2 separate regions of the Homo sapiens genome follow, and region 1 is linked to region 2. A link is a loop called in an ENCODE intact Hi-C map of the cell type or tissue named here. Cell type or tissue: endothelial cell of umbilical vein. All regions are shown on one strand. Each heading gives the region's core, and the rest is flanking DNA. Links, peaks and the distances in the headings are about the cores only.

Evidence for each region. A loop is a pair of places that touch in the nucleus more often than their neighbours do. Peaks named below come from ENCODE experiments on the same cell type or tissue, not always from the same donor. Only the 100,000 strongest peaks of a DNase experiment are listed, where the experiment ranks them.
Region 1: a loop joins it to region 2, with 7 times the contacts of the local background. A loop is called at or near these places in 1 of 110 quality-filtered maps.

Annotation. Positions count from the first base shown.
Region 1 is chrX:96,904,167-96,909,559 of GRCh38, reverse strand. The region is part of intron 5 of DIAPH2 (diaphanous related formin 2); the gene reads right to left. Among named protein-coding and RNA genes, the nearest start is that of RPA4, 23 kb to the right of the region's middle. In endothelial cell of umbilical vein, for the core only: no CTCF peak of the experiment used is centred there; a DNase peak (open chromatin) is centred at 2,579; H3K27ac peaks cover 3,355 bases.
Region 2 is chrX:96,433,560-96,438,952 of GRCh38, reverse strand. The region is part of intron 2 of LOC107985714 (a long non-coding RNA gene); the gene reads left to right. Among named protein-coding and RNA genes, the nearest start is that of DIAPH2, 250 kb to the left of the region's middle. In endothelial cell of umbilical vein, for the core only: no CTCF peak of the experiment used is centred there; DNase peaks (open chromatin) are centred at 2,642 and 3,142; H3K27ac peaks cover 2,959 bases.

The DNA of each region.
Region 1 (5,393 bases), core at 242-5,241, 470 kb before region 2:
CGATGCGCAAGAGGTTAAAAGGAAGGAGGTGTGGCTAGACATAGCTTTGTTTCCTTTTTCTCTTGCCAGCACCACCATTTCTCTGCCTTTCAGACATCAAACACTTTGTGAACTCCAGCCAAGCACTTACTGTTTTACTGCTTCTCTTTCTCTCTTTCTCCTCCACCCCCCTCCCCCAGCCTCCCTTTCTCATATACATAGAGTATACTGATTTCAGCCAATACAAAAGTGGTCATGAAATGAGGAGGCAGTTTAAAAACAAAATGTTGGCTCCTGTATGTGAGCATGTGGGCAGAAATTCTGACATTGAAACACTAGAAGTAAGCATAAATCAAGGGTTCTCAAAGTGTGCACTCCAAATCAGCAGCATTGACATCATCTGGGAACTTGTTAGAAATCAAAATGCTTGTGCCCTACCTCAGACCTACTGAATCAGTAGCTGGGAGGAAGATAGAAGTGTATGTTTTAACTAATTCTCCTGGTGAATCTGATGCTTGCTCAAGTTTGAGAACCACTGGCAGGGAACAATGGATTGCTGAGAAGCAGGGGAAGCCTTTCTCAGGCAAGACTCAGGCTCAGAACTCAAGGCTGCTTTACATGCCCTCCCAACCATACTGTGCCCTCCCAGTGCCGCAGAACACAGATCAGGAATCCAGTTGAGGGCCGGGAGCGGTGGCTCACGCCTGTAATCCCAGCACTTTGGGAGGCCGAGGCGGGCGGATCACGAGGTCAGGAGATCGAGACCATCCTGGCTAACACGGTGAAACCCTGACTCTACTAAAAATACCAAAAATTAGCTGGGCGTGGTGGCGGGCGCCTGTAGTCCCAGCTGCTTGGAGAGGCTGAGGCAGGAGAATGGCGTGAACCCAGGAGACGGAGGTTGCAGTGAGCTGAAATCGCGCCACTGCACTCCAGCCTGGGCCACAGAGCAAGACTCGGTCTCAAAAAAAACAAACAAACAAAAAAAAGGAATCCAGTTGAAACAGATATATTTGGTATATTTCATGGAGTATGCAAATTCCAGCTCTGAATTATTTAGTACTAACTGGAACATCTAGAATGATAAGAATACAGTTGATGACCTGATTTAAAATCTTACTCAGAGATTACAGACAAAGACATAAATTTTTCTGTACTATCTCAGCCCTGAAATAAGAAACTGACATTTCTCATGGACCTTACATTTATGAGGGACATAGAACAGGCAGAGAATAATGAAGAACCAAACAGAAGGAAAAACGGAGGAAAATTACTCTTAATAATTTTCATAACCAACCCAAACATGAGTTATTTTTTCTTTCCTTTTTACTGAGGTATGATTTATATATAGTAAAATTTATCATTTTAACAAATGTATAGTCATGTAACCACCAATACAAATAAGATATAAAACGTTTTCATCACCCTAAAATATTCCCTTATTCCCCTTTGCAGTCAATCCCTTTTCCCTACTCCCAGCATCCTGGCAACTACTTATCTGATTTGGGTCCCTATAGTTTTGTGCTTGCCAGAATATAATTATAAAAGAATTGTACAGTTTTCAAATTTTGTGTTTGGCTTCTTTTACTTAGCATGAATACTATGATATTCAACCATTTCGTTGCATGTATTAGTATTCCATTCCTTGTTACTGTATGAATATACCACAATTTGTTTATCTATTAATTATTTGATGAGTATTTCAGTTGTCCCCAGGTTTTGATGATTATGAATAGAGCTGATACAAACATTGACATGTAAGTTATCTGTGTAAGCATGCTTTCATTTCTGTTAAAAAAATATCTAGGAGTGGAACAGCTGGGTCTTATGGTAAGTAGATGTTTAACGGTTTAAAAACTGCTTTCCAAAGTGGCTATTTGGCACTCCTTCAGCAAAATATCACAGTTCTAATTGCCCCAAATCCTTGTCAGTCTTTTTAAGTTTAGCCATTCTGAAAATTGTTTCTAGGTAAAGAAACTGAGAAGCAAAGTAGTTAAGTGACTTCCCAAACATCACTCAACAAGTAAGTAGCAGTTCTAGGCCTCAAATCCATATCTGACTCTTAAGCACATGCTTATTTCAACCACATCCTTAGAAATTACTAAAAGAGGACCGGTACACAATTTTCTATAACATCTAGCTAATAGCTCTAATACCTTGCTTAAGAAGAATTAGTGGTGTTACAGAACGGTTTATATCTACATATCTATGCCTAGACAGACAAACATACGTTTCATTATTTAACAGCTTAGTTCATTTATTTAGATAGGATAAGTAAAGTCCTGAGCATCATAAGAAATCTACAAAATACTGTTAAGGACAGATAACTGGAGACTTCAGCTAAAATTTTCAGTCAACATTTAGGTAAGGTAGTTTATCAGAAAGAATAGGGCCAAAATGTAGCTTATACTATTTCTTTTTGGATGGGCTATGTAAGTCCACGATCTCACTTTTTAAGGTATTAACATATTGGTGATTTTGTGTTATAAGTTACCTAAGTTAAAGAACTGTCTTAACATGCTACACATCCAAGTTGACATTTGTGGTCACATGTCAGGAGACCAAGTGGAACAAATGAACCACCCAAACAAAAACAATAGACCAGTCAGGAAGATTAATGTTTGAGTGAACCAGCAGCCAAGATTATATCTGGAGACTAAAAAGGAAGCCAGGAAGCTTATATTGGGAACAAGAGGTCTGAATCACAGTGAGACAGCATCTTCCAACCCTATGTAAAAAAGGTTTGGCTGTATCTATCAGGGAGGCTAATATCTGTTACGCTGCTCAAAAAGCTAAAAATTAAAGACTTTTTTCCAAGTTCACCCAAAAATAAAGAAAATATTCCATCATCCATCATTGGATTATGCTGTGGGGCCACATAGCTGCATGGCTAAATGCATAAGCTTTAGAGGAAAACAGATCTAGGTTCTAATCTCATCTCTACATATTCTAGTTGTGTTACTTTTGATAATATACGTAAATTTTCTAAGCTTGTTTTTGCATTTTCAAAATAGGGATGAGAATACTACCTATACCCCATGAAGTCTTTGTGACTATTAAATGAAATAATGTATATAAAACATCACAATAAAGCCATTAAGAAATTTTTGGAAAATGTTAAAAACCAAAAATCTGAATGTTGTTTGAATCTTCTAGTCCAAAATGCAGTATGAATTTTAGGCATAAATTAAAGAATCCTTTTCCACAGTATTAACACAACTTTTAATCACTTAATGAAAATTATATTAATTTTTACAAAACATGCAGATGACTAAAATTATACTAAACTTACTCTATTGACTTGTTTAAAAATAAGACTGGGGCACAGTGTCATGCCTGTCATCTCAGCTATTCGGGAGGCTGAAACAGGGGCATCATTTGAGCCCAAGAGTTTGAGGCCAGACTTTATAATTTAAATATTTGGTACTCATATTACCTCTTTTTTTTGTTTTTTGAGACGGAGTCTCGCTGCCTCCCAGGCTGGAGTGCAGTGGCACCATCTCGGCTGACTGCAAGCTCCGCCTCCCGGGTTCACCCCATTCTCCTGCCTCAGCCTCCCGAGTAGCTGGGACTACAGGCGCCTGCCGCCACACCCGGCTAATTTTTTGTATTTTTAGTGGAGATGGGGTTTCATCGTGTTAGCCAGGATGGTCTCGATCTCCTGACCTCATGATCCGCCTGCTTCGGCCTCCCAAAGCGCTGGGATTACAGGCGTGAGCCACCGCGCCCAGCCAACCTCATGTGTTTTAACTGGTCACTATCCAATTTTGTGTATACTTAATTCTAATTGTATTTAGTGCTGGCCAATTCACATCAGAATAGATATGGAAATTATAATGGTGAGGGGGAGAGAATTTTTAGTTCATGTATAATCCTGACAGAATTATATCAAAAATATATTGAAGTTTTAAAACAGAAACCTATCTCAAGCCTTTAGAACTTCTAAGGTCATTATTTTTAAAGGACCCACTTATACTGATCAGCATGATCAAAGGAAAGAAAATCTTACATTTAATGAAGGTATCAGAAGATTCAATTAACCCTAAATCTAAGAGAAAGCAAGATTCTCCCCTCTCTAGCTCTTCAGGGCAAAGCAAAACGAGGAAAATTTTCTATAAATGTACCTATTGAAGGAGGGAATAAGACTGTGCTCCCTCATAGATTCTTATAAAGGACAACATTTCACAGTTTCCCAAAACCTCAACCTTTCTCCCATAAATTTGAGATTCAGACTCTGAATTATTTAGTTACATTTCACTTAAATATAATGTAAAACCAAAGATGTAATGAACAGATGAGTTCAGTATGCTATATACAATGAAGATATAATAGAAAATAGTGACTGCATGTCCATCAATGATTAGATTATCCAAATTAACATCTCTTTCAAAAGAGTTAAAGCTAAAATTAGAAACTTCTATACTGAATCCCATAAGCTGTAAAGGCAATTGGTCTCATGTGAAGGAGTCCAATATTAGTCATGTCATCCCTTTATCACTGTTTGTGCAGTGCTAAAGGCTAGTATAGAGGGTTATGTGTTCTGTACAAAGGATTTTATTTCCCTCTAATGGTGTTCTATTCCCATGTGTAATCTCAAACTACAACCTGAATCACTGGAACATCAAATAAAATGAATGATAGTTCAGGGTTTCTTGGGGGAATTCAGAAATTTGGTAAAATTATAACATGTGAAACAACTAATTCAAAAGGTTGAGGAGACTTTAAATGTTATCTTGAGTGGTGGGTTTTGGTTTGTTTTTTTTAAAATAGGAAAACATCTCACTTAAACACCAATATTGCTACTGTAATGTTTTTTAATGCAACTAAAACCAAATTTTAGTTGCATACACTTAAGGAAAGAAAGAGTTCCATGTGATTAAAACCAGTATGTAGCCCAACATAAACAGTATCACATATTCAGTCCATGGATCAAATCTGCATAAACAGTAACCAAGTAAACCTTAGTATTTTCCGCATCTTAAAAGGAAAATTTGTTCGGCTAAATAAACATCATAAACAGTTTCACTGTCAATATATATACCCACTAAAAAATATATAAACATGTATAATATATACGTGGATTTGTGTACACTACAACTGACTTGGTCTTAGATCCATAAAAACATATACGTCCACTCAGGTTTCTCTACATGAAAGCAAACACAATAGCTTTGGGCATTTGAATGTCCTTGGAAACTATTCATCATAGTAGATTAATCCATGAGATATCTCTGACCAATTATAAAATATCTATTTGACGTAACACTACCATTTTCAGACATTTGTGCATAAACCTTCGAAGCCTGACAGTCACTGATCATTTATTTCATGTGACTCATAGAAAGTTTGAATGCATCAGTTTACCAGTTCTACCTCTGAGTGGTTTTGACTTCAATGTTGTGATAGATTACAAT
Region 2 (5,393 bases), core at 261-5,260:
ATAATTTACTTCTCTCTCTCTCTCTCTTGCTCTCTGTGTGTCATTCTCTCTCTGTCTCTCTCTGTGACATTCTCTTTCTTTCTGTCTCATATTACACAACAAAAAAATAAAAGCATCTGATCAGTGGCTAACCAGAAATAAAGAGCTGTAGGGATATTAGAGCCATTTGAAAGCTATTCCTTTTGCAGGCTATTTGGTCAGAAGGATAAGTGGTGGGAAGAAAGGAAAGAAGAAGAATGGAACCATGGAGTAATTCAGGAGGAAGGTGAAGATTAAATAAGAGAGGGTCCTTCTGGCAGTATATGATGACAAAAGTGTAGCTGAAAATATAGAATATACTTTGAAACACATGTATATATGTTTGAATCTGTGTGTGTGTGTGTGTGTGTGTGTGTGTGTGTGTGTGTGTGTGTGTATGCTTTGAATGATACCTTGCTTGGAAAGCTTAACATGCCCCCATCAGTAGAGATAATGACTCCGCCTCTCTACTTACCCCTGCTTCTGAATAATTTAGACTCAGCAGGGAGTAACGTACTTTCACCACAGGATACAACTGCTGTTGTTAAAGTAGATCTTGCTGCCTTGGCCAGGCGTTCTAAAATGAAATGAATGTGTATCATTACTACTTTGACTTCCTTTTTTGTGATTTTGGAGCTGCAGTTGCCTTTGCAAGCTATCTCTTTTTCCTGCTGCTAGCATCACATATCATCATACTGAAAGTGAACACTACAAAAGGGGTAAAAAAGCTTAGTCTTTATTTATTTTGAAAGAAACTGGTTATTAACTGAACATTTATTCTTAAATGGCTAACCAGTGTTCAGACTGCAAAAGAGTAGTCCACTCTGAAAGGTACCACACAGTCTAACTGTTCAAGATGTCATTGTTGCACACAGAGGACACAAAGGACTTTAACCTGCCAACTGCCTGGGGACAGTCAGGGAAGAATCTCTTAAAAGATATTAATTGTGCAACATACGCACCCTAGGGAAAACATCTGTAGCAGACAGAAAATAGCACCAATGAGTTTTATACCTCTTTCGGGTTTGTCATTTGCAACATGCTTTGGACCAATAAGATATGAGTTTATCCTCTTTGCTAGACTTCTGTTAAGATAAACTAAATGCTGTAAGAAAGTTTCCTGTCATCACCCTTGTTAAGGTTCTTGCTATTGTAATAACTTTCTGAACAGTCTACCCTTCTCTTACCTTGTCCACACTCCAGTTCCTCCTCCCTGCCACTGCCAGATTGACTTTCATGAAGTACAGTTTTGATTGTGTCATTAGTCCACATACTACATCTCCGTCTCTGCTTTGGTGAATTAGAAACTCAGAGCTGACTCTATCCTTTACTGTTAATAATTGTGCAGGATCTTCTTTAAAAATTTTTGTACACAACCTACTCCTGATGTCATTTGACTATCTTATTATTATTTTAACCATTCATCTTGGACTCTTTACATATTTTTATTCTATTACATTGTATTTTTGTTAGTTGCCTCAAATTCCTTTTGAAATGTGGAGAGGTGAAAATAAACAGATGCAGAAATAAATACAGTCAGTAAGTCATTCTCCTTCTTGGAGGCTTTTATTACCTCCCCATTGTGCGCTAAATAAACCCTGAACTTCTCAGTCTAGCTGAGGTCCTCCATGATATGGCCTCAACCCACTCTTACAGTTTTATATTGTCTACCACCAAAGCATGTACATTCTATGGTCCATCAGACTGAATCCCTTGCCTTTCTCCAATCTTGCCATGTGTTTTCTTGCCTCCATGCCTATGTGTATGCTATTTCCTTTACCTAGATCATTTCGTCTCTTATCTCTGCCTGTTGAGATGCTCTCCATTAAACTCCATAGTTCCACTGCTACTTCTTCCTGAATCCTTTTCTGATCTAGCCACCATTTATGATCTGCCCTCCTCTAGAACATTTTCTTAATTGTCCTCATCATATTCTACCTTGTGTTATAGTTACTTGTACGCTCACCTTATACTATCACCCACTTCATGCTCTAAAAATTAGAAGTTTCTTGAGAGCAGGGGCCGTGCCCCATGCATCATTGTATCCTCTCTACAGTATGCCTATCAATCTGTTGTATTCAGTAGGTGCTCAGCAAATGTTTGTTGAATAAATTTATATGACTAAAAATAATAAATGCAATTGTATTTCTGTTTGGATAAGAGATCGCATGTTTTAGCATTTGGACATATGTGCAAAATTTCTTGAGGCATACGGGACCACCAAGTACAACCCGTTCCCACTACTGGAAAACCCAACAAAAAGGGTAGGCCTTGTTGTCACAGAGGCAGTGCCCTTGATCTGTTATGAAGGATATCTGGCTTCTTTTTATATAAAAAGAGCATTAACCCTGGGAATTTAATAATTTGGGGGAACAGTTCTAATGAACATTGAAAATATAGTTAAACATCCACAGAAGAAAATATGGACATAGTAATATGGCAATGCTAACCTCCAGACAGAAAATAAGGATATAACTTGTTTTTTGTTCTATAGCACGGTTAATGGAATGATTGTGTCCTATTGAGTCGCTCAAACTGTCTGAGAAATCACCAGACACCCTGAGTCAGTTTGAAGAATTTGATAATATGCCCTTAGAGATGGAGAACAGGATACATATGCCAAAAATAGATCTGATGAGTGAGTGCAGCAGAATTCCTAGTATGACAAAATCAGGAAGCTGGAATTTGTTGAGCTGAAAACCATAACAGGAAAGCAAAAGACAATGATAATGTTTGATTCTTAAAGTGGATGCCATTAAATAAACATACTAAGATGCCAGAAGTTTAAAACGATGCTATTTTCCTCTCCTTACTCTTTATTTTTATATACCATGTTGCCTGTTAAATGATCACTTCTAAGAACTACATTCTGAAAATATATTCTGTTGACTAATCATATACTTCATATTTACCTAATTGGTAAGGACAAAAAAAATGAAAATGAAAAAAAGACATCAGCTGAGGAGCAAAAGGGAAAAGGGAAAAAGACAACTTCAAAGTAATTATTTGTGATATTTTTGTTTAGGCCTGAAAAAAATGGCATCCAGCATGCTGCTACTGACATATGGTTCCCTCTGTGACCCTCAGAGCCAAACAGTATGAATAATCCAAAGCTTGCCGGAATCCAAGACTTTTATATTAAAGTCATTCTTTTTTTTTCCTTCAGCATTGTGTAGCTGCTTTGCTGAACAACAATGGAAATACATTTCCTGCCTCTCTTTTTTCTTTTTCATTTCATTTTTTTTTAATTCAAGAGCAAGCTTTAGAGTTTAGCTAAAATGCCTCCATCAAATAAAGTGGGACAGCAGTACTTAGGACTATTTTTCTGTTTTTATTCATGACCTGAGTCATAGAAGAATGCTAGCTTTGAAGTCTGAAATTTTTTTTTTTTATGTTTGGAAGATACCACATGTGTCTTTTACATAGTCTAGTAAAGATGCTTGATTTTGTTTTTTTATATGCCCTCTGTTATTGACGATCCAAGCAGTAAAACATATACAATAAAATTGTGCTTTTTATGAATTTGATTGATCTCTTTTGTATTCTAAAGAATAACCTGGCAAAGCATTATGTTTTTGATTTAGGTCTTCATAAGTCATCTACATAGAGGATACTAAATAGGAAGAGGTGATAGTGACATTTGCATGTTAGGAGTTCAGGTTCTACTTTAATTGCTGTGGGATTACATTTCAATTTTTTTTCCATGATATTTTCTCTGCAACGACAACCAGGTAGTAGTCTTCCTGCCTTAGTCTTCATTAAACTCCCATCACCCTCCACATCACTACCAGATACATCTTCTAATTCATTAAACGAATATCACTCTCCTCCTCAAAAGCCTTTGGTGTCTCCCCATTGTCTGCCAACTCTCTCTTTAATCTAGCATTCAAAGCCCTCCATGATTTGGCTGCAGTTCATCATTTGAGTTTCACCTGTCCCTAACAACTCCCTTGCTAGTACTTATGTTTCAGCTAAACACACACACATTTAATATACCCCTCATCCCATCCCCTCCTCACCCCCACACAGGTGCTCCTATCTGTCCTTTTCCACTGCCATTGCTTTTATAATACTCTCTACCAGGACCATCCAACCTCTTATTTTTACCTATGTTTTGAGGCAGAACTCCTACACGTATTTTGAGGCCCAGTTTAAATGCAACAAGTTTCAAGTCTTACTCGTCCCATTTATAATAGTTTTTGTATCTTATTTCCCCTCATCATTATCTTTCCTCTGGTTATTTTCCCTCACAACTCCTTAATTGCGGGAACTTACCATAGCACAGCAGCAGCCTTCCTTGTGCATGACAGTTGCCAATAATCCTTTGTTGAACAATGGGAATGAGACCTAATGTCCACCCCCATATCTCTGAACTTTTCTATCTTAATTATATTTAAATGTGCACGCTATTCTGGTTATTGGAACTAGCATCCTAGCAACCTTTCTTTCCATAAACGAGGGAACTTTGTGATTTATAGAGATGCTGTTGTTCATAATCAGATATGTAACGTTTATTATGTATGGAAATAACACAAATTCATTAATGGAAAACAATAGTTTGGAAGAGTTAAGTATCTGAATCAATATTTAAAGCTGCCATAGCACAGCAGGACTTAGTCCCCTCAGACATTTGAATGAATGACCGAGCCATCAATTTAACCTGTTGAGTATGTGACTGAACAGACAAAACCTTAGATGTGTCAATATAACCACACTGGCTGACCTGAAATAAGAGTCTCTTTAGCTTCAAGCAGAATTTGCAAAACTCCCAGAATTCAAGCCTCAGGTGCCAACAACACTCAAAATAATCTTTACAATTTTCTGAGACTTTAGCTATGTTCCGCTAATAAAAGGTATTATTTAGTATTTCTTGTCTCATCATTTAAAAGCCAATGTCCTGGCTACATGTATAAAGGCTTGAGAGATTCCCTTCCTGTTTATTTGGTGAGTTAAGTTGGCAGGCAACCACTAGAGAGACACTGATGTCTGTTAGTGCCACAGGTGTGAGTTTTGTAATCTCTCTTTCTGGAAAATGTCCAGGATGTTACTGTTTTGAAGGCTGGCTTCCCCTTAAAAAAAAAAAAGTAAATGTATCCTGTGCACTATTGTCACTTAGAGCTGTGGAGCAGCAATGACTAAAAGCCTCTTGAGAAATAAACACAAGTGACAAAAGATTAATTCTTTTGGCATTCTTATGGAAAAACCATGATCCTTTCCAAAGAGAAAACTCCTTGAAGTCCGTGTGGGTTCATTAGAAGTCCCTCTCTGGGAAAACTAAAGAGCAGGCAAATGATCAGTTTGTGTGTCTGACAGTGACATCTGTCACCCATTGACCTCAGATGTGACACTATTGATTTGGCTGCCTTCCTTCTTCA